2 separate regions of the Homo sapiens genome follow, and region 2 is linked to region 1. Evidence: chromatin contacts called from ENCODE Hi-C or POLR2A ChIA-PET data. All regions are on one chromosome and are shown on one strand. Each heading gives the region's core, a stretch centred on a gene start or an enhancer-like site at or near the end of the contact. The rest is flanking DNA. Distances are from core to core; before and after follow the strand shown.

The links. Hi-C counts contacts between places; a loop is a spot of excess contacts on that map. ChIA-PET counts read pairs that join two places held with the same protein, here RNA polymerase II (POLR2A). Pooled maps may share reads with other maps.
Region 2: a loop to region 1 is called in a map of endothelial cell of umbilical vein, with 5 times the contacts of the local background. The contact joins two enhancer-like sites. A Hi-C loop is called at or near these places in 9 of 168 maps with a recorded cell type or tissue (CD8-positive, alpha-beta T cell, IMR-90, MCF 10A and 6 more), 2 of 37 single-sample maps with no recorded cell type and 6 of 50 pooled maps. POLR2A ChIA-PET finds 5 or more read pairs at or near these places in 12 of 52 experiments (A549, AG04449, AG04450 and 7 more).

Annotation. Positions count from the first base shown.
Region 1 is chr12:46,521,890-46,526,368 of GRCh38, reverse strand. The region is part of intron 3 of SLC38A4-AS1 (SLC38A4 antisense RNA 1); the gene reads right to left. Among named protein-coding and RNA genes, the nearest start is that of SLC38A4-AS1, 140 kb to the right of the region's middle. Within about 2 kb of position 2,293, at least 21 of the 41 ENCODE cell types and tissues checked have a DNase peak (open chromatin) inside an H3K27ac peak, as active enhancers do; they include endothelial cell of umbilical vein, where a contact is called at or near this core.
Region 2 is chr12:46,560,506-46,564,984 of GRCh38, reverse strand. All of the region lies in intron 3 of SLC38A4-AS1 (SLC38A4 antisense RNA 1), which reads right to left. Among named protein-coding and RNA genes, the nearest start is that of SLC38A4-AS1, 180 kb to the right of the region's middle. Within about 2 kb of position 2,629, at least 8 of the 41 ENCODE cell types and tissues checked have a DNase peak (open chromatin) inside an H3K27ac peak, as active enhancers do; they include endothelial cell of umbilical vein, where a contact is called at or near this core.

The DNA.
Region 1 (4,479 bases), core at 1,044-3,543:
CTTTTTGAAATGTGGCCCCATCCAGAATACTTCTAGTTACTTGAATGCTGGCAAAGATAAATACATTGCTTTTTAGTTTTGAAAAAAAAAAATGCCCAAAGGCATTTTTCTTCTTGCTGATTTTTCTTCTTGGACTCTAAAGAACACTCCTTTTCAACTTTTCTGGAATGTAGACAATCCTGGGAAAAGTATATGGATTTATTTTCCACCTTTTCTTGGCACCCTCCAACTGAGCTTTATTCTTTTCCCTAGCAAAGGGGTCCTAAACCCACATGCCCAGACAACCCAGACGACCTGAACTTTTCAGTGAATCTATGCTATCCTCAAATCCCGGACCATGGCTGCCCTTCCTGTGCCTCTCTCTTCCCATTCTGGCTTAGTGTCTCGTCTTCTTTCTTTCTCTCATCCAGACCTCTAAGTGAAACTTCTTTCATTTTTTAATTGTTTGTATCCTCTTTATTATTTTTAGCATCTCAATCTGGAGAATCAGCGAATGGTAGCAGAACTTCCATGGACATTGGTGTCAGATAGACTGAGTCTCAGACTCCAATTTAGCCACTGTCTGGATTTGGGCAAGTTATTTAATCACTTTAAGTTCCTTCATCTGTACAACAGATATTTTAATAGCTAATTTGCAGGGCTTGTGGAGAAATAAATGTGTGCAAAGGCCTAATGGTAGGTGCTAAATAAATGGTACCTCTTATTGTTGTTACTTTAATTATCATTGCTTCAATCTGCTGGCGACTGCTTTCTGTGGACTTCCCCTCCTCGCCATGTTGCTGTCCATCACCCTCTCCCTTCTCTGTAAGGGGCACAAAAGCACTGATCCAAAACCTGAATTGCTGGTTCTCTTGTCTAAGACCATTTGGTTACTGCCCAGGGAATAAGAGAAGCTCCCTTCCCATCCACTTGGCACAATGGGTCACATTATTTGCTAAAAGGCAACTAAATGAGACCAGGAGACTTTGTCATAATCAAGCTACCACCTCCCCCAACCAAAGTGAAAATGTGAAGACTTTTGGGCAAGACCAGGAGCGAGGACTTCAGGTGTTTATCAATTACTTCAAGGGCTAGGCCCTATTCCAGATATCTCCACAGCAACAGACCTTCTTTTGCATTTTAACTGTAGTCAGTGACTCCAAACCATTCCTCCTTGGGGAGAACATGAAGAACTCCTTGTCTGGTTTAGGATTTACACATCTGGGGAATCCTTGTCTTTACTAACCTGTTCCAGCTGCCCTGGTCCAGCTCTCCAGAGAACTCAATGTCACATGGGAGAATGAGGCACAGCTGCAGCTTGCAGTGAGCAGCTCCGCCAGGCAAACAGCCACCTCCCTTGTCAGAACAGAGAGAAACACCAGGCCCCTGGGGCTCTGTGCCAGAGGAATTTAGAATGTATTCCCCCTCTTGGGTCAGCCACTTCCCTGAGCCTAAAGGACTTCCCACGCCTGCTTTTCTCTGACCTCCCTGAGGAGTCACAGTTCCTCAACAAGCTAGCCACACTGATTTAGCATCCTTACCCACATGAACTATCTCCTACCCCTAGCCTCCTCCCATCTCCATCCCCAGTCTCTTTACTTGCTCTTTCCTATGCTTGGAAAAATCTGGCATAGTCCTTCCCATTCTGACCTTCTGCCCTGAAAGGCACAGATGGAGAAACACTTCTTCACTGAGCAATTACCTTGACAGCAGCCACATTTGGGGAGACAAGTAGAGACACCACCAGTTTTTAGGACTTCTCTACTTCTCCATAATTGGGTCCTTGTCATTAGGACTAAATCACCAAAACTGCCAGCAGCAGGGTGGTCAAGTCTCTCAGGAAAACTGTACTAGATATTCCTAATCTTTTCAAGAAAACCTGCTCTGCCCACTGGTCTGAAAGAGGCAGCTCTATCCTCCCATATGATCTTAACTGCATGGGCCATGACTGGATCATGATGAACAACTGACCAAAGAGAACTCAATCCGTTAGCTAGACAGTGGCTTATGACTCATGTGGTCCAGCTCAAACAGATGAGCTGGGCCAATCAGACCCTCACAAATTGTGTATCAAGACACACACAAGCCAGTTGCTATCAGTGCTGTCGGGAAGGCCACTGGAGTCATACGCAAGGTGAGTAAGCAGAGGAATTTGGTCAAGACGGGGCGGGAGGGAACAGAAGCATAGACAGAGGCAGAGATGGGAAGGCCACGATGATATGAAAAGATAGAGTAGCCCAGCTGTGCCTTCTAGCTCCCAGCCCCACCCTGTGAGGCTTACTCTACCTTTCATCTTTGCCCTATGACTTTCATTCAGTCTCCTTCTGGCGGAAGCTAGTTCAAACAAGGTTTCGTTTCTTTACAGTCAAAAGAATCTTAATGTAAGCAGTTTCTCCAGAATAGCTTCCTGTGTCTAAACATTTTTCCGGACGTGCTGCATTGTAGTCTGAGTCTCCTGTTAGTCAAAATAATAAATATAGCCATCACTTTCTGAATGCTTTCATTATGCCAGGCAGTGTGCTAAGAGCTTCATACATATTATCTCATTTTTTCTCATAGCGATGTAGTAGTAGTATCCCTGTTATACATGTAAGAAAACTAAGAATTAGAAAAGCTATGCAAAATTGCCCAAGGTCATGCACTTTCTAAGTGGGAGACCCAGCATCTGACTCTGTGCTCCTAACTATCCTTAGGATGTTGTCCTTTGTACAGTCAGACTGGCAGGATTAAGCATTGCAGCTGCAACCTGCAGGAATGTGGCTATAGGCTCCACAGGCCCTCCTGGGAGGGGCCAACATCCTAATGCCGTAAACCAACAAGGATGTCCAAGGTGGGACTAAGAATTATAGAGGCCACCACAGACACTGGTCACAACACCTACTCTCCCACCAGTGGGTCTCAAAAAAGATCAGAAGCATAAATCCCTTTTCCCATCTCCAGCTCATTACAGGATTCCAAGAGGAAATGTGAAAATGAAAACATGTTAGGAAGCCAGGCGCGGTGGCTCACGCCTGTAATCCCAACACTTTGGGAGGCCGAGGCAAGCGGATTACCTGAGGTCAGGAGTTCAAGACCAGCCTGGCCAACATGGTGAAACCCCCTCTCTACTAAAAATACAAAAATTAGCTGGACACTGTGGCATGCTCCTGTAATCTCAGCTACTCAGGAGGCTGAGGCACGAGAATCACTTGAACCTGGGAGGCAGAAGTTGCAGTGAGCAGAGATCACGCCACTGCACTCCAGCCTGGGCAACATACTCCACCTAAAAAAAAAAAAAAAAAAAAAAAGCAAGAAAGAAAGCAAGAAAAGAAAAAAAGAAAACATGTTAGGAAAGGCAGATGTGACTGCAAACTTACCTACAGCCCTGATGATTTTTTGAGGAACAATTCCTAAATATATTAAGTAATACAGAGGTAAACTTGATTTAAAAAAAAAATCTCCTTTATTTATCCCTTGGTAACCCTAAACATATTTTTAAATGAACATTTTCTAAATATAATGTCCTGGAGATTATTGTTAGGCTTCTGCTTCACTGATACACAATTCACAAAACTTATTTGTACAGGAAAAGATAAAAATCAATGCAGGTTGACAGTTAATAAAGTATAGATGGCAGCATGATATTTACTAAGTTGTCCAAGCCCCAATTCTGATCAAGCACTATTAGTTATCCTCCAGAGTATCTGCTAGGATAATAGAAATGACATTAAAAAAAGATGTCGTATTCAATAACACATTTACCTTTCCGGGACAGATAAATGACTGATATTGGGGGTCAGTGTATAACCCTCCTATGGGAAGAAAGACAATGATAAGTGCAAATAGCAATTAAATGTGCTCTAGAAGTTGTTGTGGTTTTGTTTTGTTGTTTTTTTTTTTTAAACTGGAGCTGTAATTACAGGGCTACTAAAGATGTGAAGTATATAGTTAAGGTTTTGTCAGCACTTTTATTGTAATACTTAGTGAGATTAGTCATTTTAGTTGTTCCCTTTGTATGCCAAAAATGGAAGACAGCTGTTTGTGCACTAAAAACTGCTTTTTAAAGGATAGTTCTCTCTGGTTATCAAGCATATTTTGCCATCAGGGAAACATATTTTAAAGCTTTTGCACTGTCAAAATGAAGTGTGTAGGAATGATTGCTTTAGCTGTTACTTCTAAATAACGACAGGAAGATCTAACATGTGGTAATACTGCACAAGGATGATACAAAGTATCTGGCTAGATTCACAACTATTCCAATTACTATCTCTTCCTGCAAGATGTATTTCTGATGGCACTCATCAGACCCTGAATTCATTCCCTGAGCTTGAGAGTGCTACAGAAGTGTTTAGGGCCAGTTCTGTGGCAGCCCTCATGGAAACAAAGAAAAGCCTAAGGGCTGGTAACCTGCATCACGACCAGCCCATCACCCAAGAACACAGCCAGCTTCTTTTGCAAGGTTGTACCTGTTAGTCAATCAAATCTAAATCTGAGAGTTGTGACTGACTTAGACCTATTCAT
Region 2 (4,479 bases), core at 1,380-3,879, 38 kb before region 1:
TTAATATTTTTATAATGATAATACTACCCAAAGCAATCTACAGATTCATTGAAATCTCTATTAAAATACTAATGGCATTTTTCACAGAAATAGAAAATAAATCTTAAAATTTGTATGGAGCCAAAAAAGACTCCAAATAGCCAGAACAGCCAATAGAAAAAAGAAGAAAGCTGCAGGCATCATACTACCAGAATTCAAAATATACTATGAAGCTATAGTAACCAAAACAGCATGGTATTGGTATAAAACAGACACATAGACCAGTGGAACAGAATAGAGAACCCGGAAACTAATCCACGTATCTATAGGCAAATGGTATGGACAAAGACAACAAGAACATTCACTGGGGAAGGGACAGTCTTTTCAATAAACAATGCTAAGAAAACTAGATATCCATATACAGAAGAATGAAACTAGACCCCTACCTCTTACCTCATACAAAAATCAACTCAAAATGGATTAAAGACCTAAATGTAAGACCCCAAACTATGAATGTACTAGAAGAACACACAGTGGAAACACTCCAGAACATTGATTTAGGCAAATATTTTATGGCTGCGACCTCAAAAGTACAGGCAACAAAAGCAAAAATTAACAAATGTGATTACATCAAACTAAAAAGCTTCTGCACATAAAAGGAAACAATAACACTGTGAAAAGACAATGGACAGAATATGAGAAAATATTTGCAAACTATTTTTCTATGAGGGAATTAATACCCAGAATATACAAGGAACTCAAACATCTCAACAGCAAAAAAATCCAAACAATCTAATTTTAAAATGGGCAAATGATTTGAACAAACATATTTCAGAAGAAGACATACCAATGGCCGACAGGTGTTTGAAAAAAAATCCTCAACACCATTAATCATTAGGGAAATGCAAATCAAAACCACAATTAGGTACCCCAGTTAGCATGGCTATTATGCTATTGTCAAAAAGACAAGAAAACAAATACTGGTGAGAATGTAGAGAAAAGGGACTCTTAATCACTGTTGGTGTGAATGTAAACAGTACAGACATTATGGAAACAGTATGCAGTCTCCTCAGACAACTACAAATAGAACTACCAAATGATCCAGTAGTCCCACTACTGGGTATTTATCCAAAGGAAACAAAATCTATATATTAAAGAGAAATCTGTACCTCCATGTTTATTGGAACACTATTCACAATAGCCAAGATATGGAATCCACTTAGGTATCCAATAACAGATAAATGGATAAAGGCTACATGTTTTCACACAAGCTAAATAAATAAATAAATAATAATTTAAAAAAATTTGATCTCCTAGGAGTAAAAAGTAGAACAGAGGATACTGGAGTCTGGCAAGGGTAGGGAGAGGTGGGGACATGCATGGATTTGTTAAAAGATATAAAATTACAGCTAGATAGGGGGAATAAGTTCTAGTGCTCTATACCACTATAGGATGACTATAGATAACAATAATGTATAGGTTCAAATAGCTAGAGGGAAGATATTAAATGTTCTCAACACAATAAAATGAAATTATGAATATGCTAATTACCCTGACCTGATCACTACACATTATATATATATCAAAACATCACAATGTACCACATAAATATGTACAATTATTATATGTCAATTTAAAATTAAATTTTAAAAAAAGAAATATTGAGAGGGATGATAGTGATGGTTGCACAACAATGTGAATGTACTTAATGCCTCTGAACTGCACACTTAAAAACAGTTAAAATGACCAATTTTATGTTATGTATATTTTACCATAATAAAGAAAAACATAAAACTTCCGTAGAAGAGTCTCAACTGAGTGCATACAGAAGTCATTTACTGTGTTCTGTTTGTGTTCTTGCTGTGTTCCTGCCCCTCATTATTTCCTTGCGCCGCAGAGAAAGAAAGAGACTGAATAGAAAGCCTGTTGCATTTGTGTTTTTTCCTGTGTGCCAAATGCATGAATCAACTACCGTTTCCACTTGATGTCACACAGGCATCTGAAACTCAAAGTATTGCACAACTGAATGCATTGTCTTCTCTCCCATGCCTACTTTTCCTCTTCTATTCTTTACTTATATTGGCATCAAAATTGTAAAGTAAAACCTTTGGCTTTAGTCACAGACACTTGTATTTCAAACAACCACAGTCCAGCTTCCCAAGATACCGCAGATGTGGGTTCCAGCAGCACATGGTGTATTGCCCTGTATCTCAATCATCAAATCAAAAAACTGGGGAGCTATACTTGATTTCTCATCTACTCAGCCCTGCATCTCATTCTTCAAGAATAACTGACTCTACCTCCTCAGACCTCACAGATCTGCCCCACTTCTTCATTCTTTCCAGTATTACTTTAGCACCTAACTAGTCTTGCTATTGTTAGTTTTGCCTTACCCTAATCTATCCTTCAATGTGTTATCAGAGTGACCTTTCTAAGATACAAATATGTGTAGGTACCTTTCATGTCTGAAAAACTAAACTAAAGATGCCTGCTGCTGCCATTGTAGCAACTCCTATTCCAGGAAATAGGAACGTAGATGGAAAGAACATAAAATAGGAACTGAATGACATGCAATATCTGTTGACCAAGATTACATCACTCTGGTAACATCCGTATGTATCACTGATGAAGCATTTATTTATTTATTTTTCAACCAATTTAGAAAGTTTATTTTGCCAAGGTGAAGAACACGTCCATGACACAACCTCAGGAGATCCTGGCAACATGTGCCTAAGGTGGTGGGGGTACAGCTTGCTTTTATATATTTTAGGGAGATAAGAGACATCAGCATATGTAACATTGTCATTGGTTCTGGTAGGGGGTTGGGGTTCCAGGTCATAAGTAGGTAAAAGACAAAAGGTTGCATTCTTTTGAGTCCTTCATCAGCCTTTCACTGAATACACAATGTAATCTGGCTCAGTCAATCTGCATTTTTACATAAACAATAGGGCAGAGGAAGCAATCAGGTATGCATTTGTCTCAGATGAGCATAGGGATGACTTTCTGTCCCACACCTGTGAAGATAAGCTATTGGTTTCCATAGCCAGGGTGAAATTCAACAGAACAGAGCAATTCTCCTGTCTCAGCCTCCCAAGCAGCTGGGATTACAGGCGTCTGCCATCACGCCTGGCTAATTTCTGTATTTTTAGTAGAGACGGGGTTTCGCCATGTTGGCCAGGCTGGTCTTGAACTCCTGACCTCAGGTGATCCACCTGTCTCAGCCTCCCAAAGTGCTGGGATTAGAGGCATGAGCCACAGCACCCAGCCTGTAGCTGTATTATTGAGGAATAAAATGGGAGGCATGTTTGCCTGATGTAGTTCCAGGCTTGACTTTTCCCTTGGCTTAGTGATTTGGGGCTCCTGGGGTTTATTTTCCTTTCACAGTGATATCTATTTTTTTTTTTTTTGGTTGTTTTTTGTTTTGTTTTGTTTATGAGGTCAGTCTCGCTATATTGCCCAGGCTGGTCTTGAATTCCTGGGCTCAAGCAATCCTCCCGTCTTGGCCTCCTGAATAGCTGGGACTATAGGCATGCACCACCGTGTTCGGCTTCTTTAGTGATATCTTCTGAGCACACAAAGCACCAGCTAACATTAACATGCTCATGATTTTGGCAACCCCGCCTAGGGGTAAAGTGTGATGAAGCATTTATAAGTTAAATCACCTCTGTCATAAATTGGTCTCACAGAATAGTCCTTTCTTTTTTTACAGTCCATTTTTTCCCACTTATTTCTATTCTTAATTTCAAAAATATTTAATTTTCTAATTATATTTCTCACACATTCAAGAAAATAACTTGGAATCTAGAAATAAAATGCAACAGCATCTGTGATATCATTAAGCAGTGAGCACATCTTGTAAAAACAGAGAAAGTTACACTCCCAAGGTCTATGAGCAGGTGCAATACACCTTGGCTGCTGAAACCCACATCTGCAGAGTCATCGGAAGCTGGACTGTGAGTGCTTGAAGTACAAGTGTATGTGACTAAAACCAAAGGTTTTACTTTACAATATTCTAAAAAGTCAAAAGTGTGATGAAATACACAACCAAATAGGTAGTTTAAAAAGAAAAAATTAAATGATCATTATCTATAAGCAATGATTTTTGGTTTAAAAACCTCAGTTGAGTCAACTGAAAAACATTAGAAATAATGAGTCCAGAAACATAGCTAATCATAAGATAAATATGCCAAAGACCCATGGCTTTCTTGGAAACCCACAAAAATATATTTAGAAAGTATGAGAAAAAAATCCCTATTCTCAAAAGCAACAAAAAACAAAATATCCTAAAAACTGCCTTTTAAAATACATGGGGATGTAATGAAATACATATCATGGTTCTGCATAAGGATATTGAATTAATTAAGTTAAAAGTATAATGCAATTATTATCAAAATTTTAATAGGATTTTCCTGGTAATGAACTGTTGCTAAAATTTATCTGAAAAAATAAATTCTATATATTTTGAACAAACTCAGAAAACCTCTTACTCTCCTCAGTTTA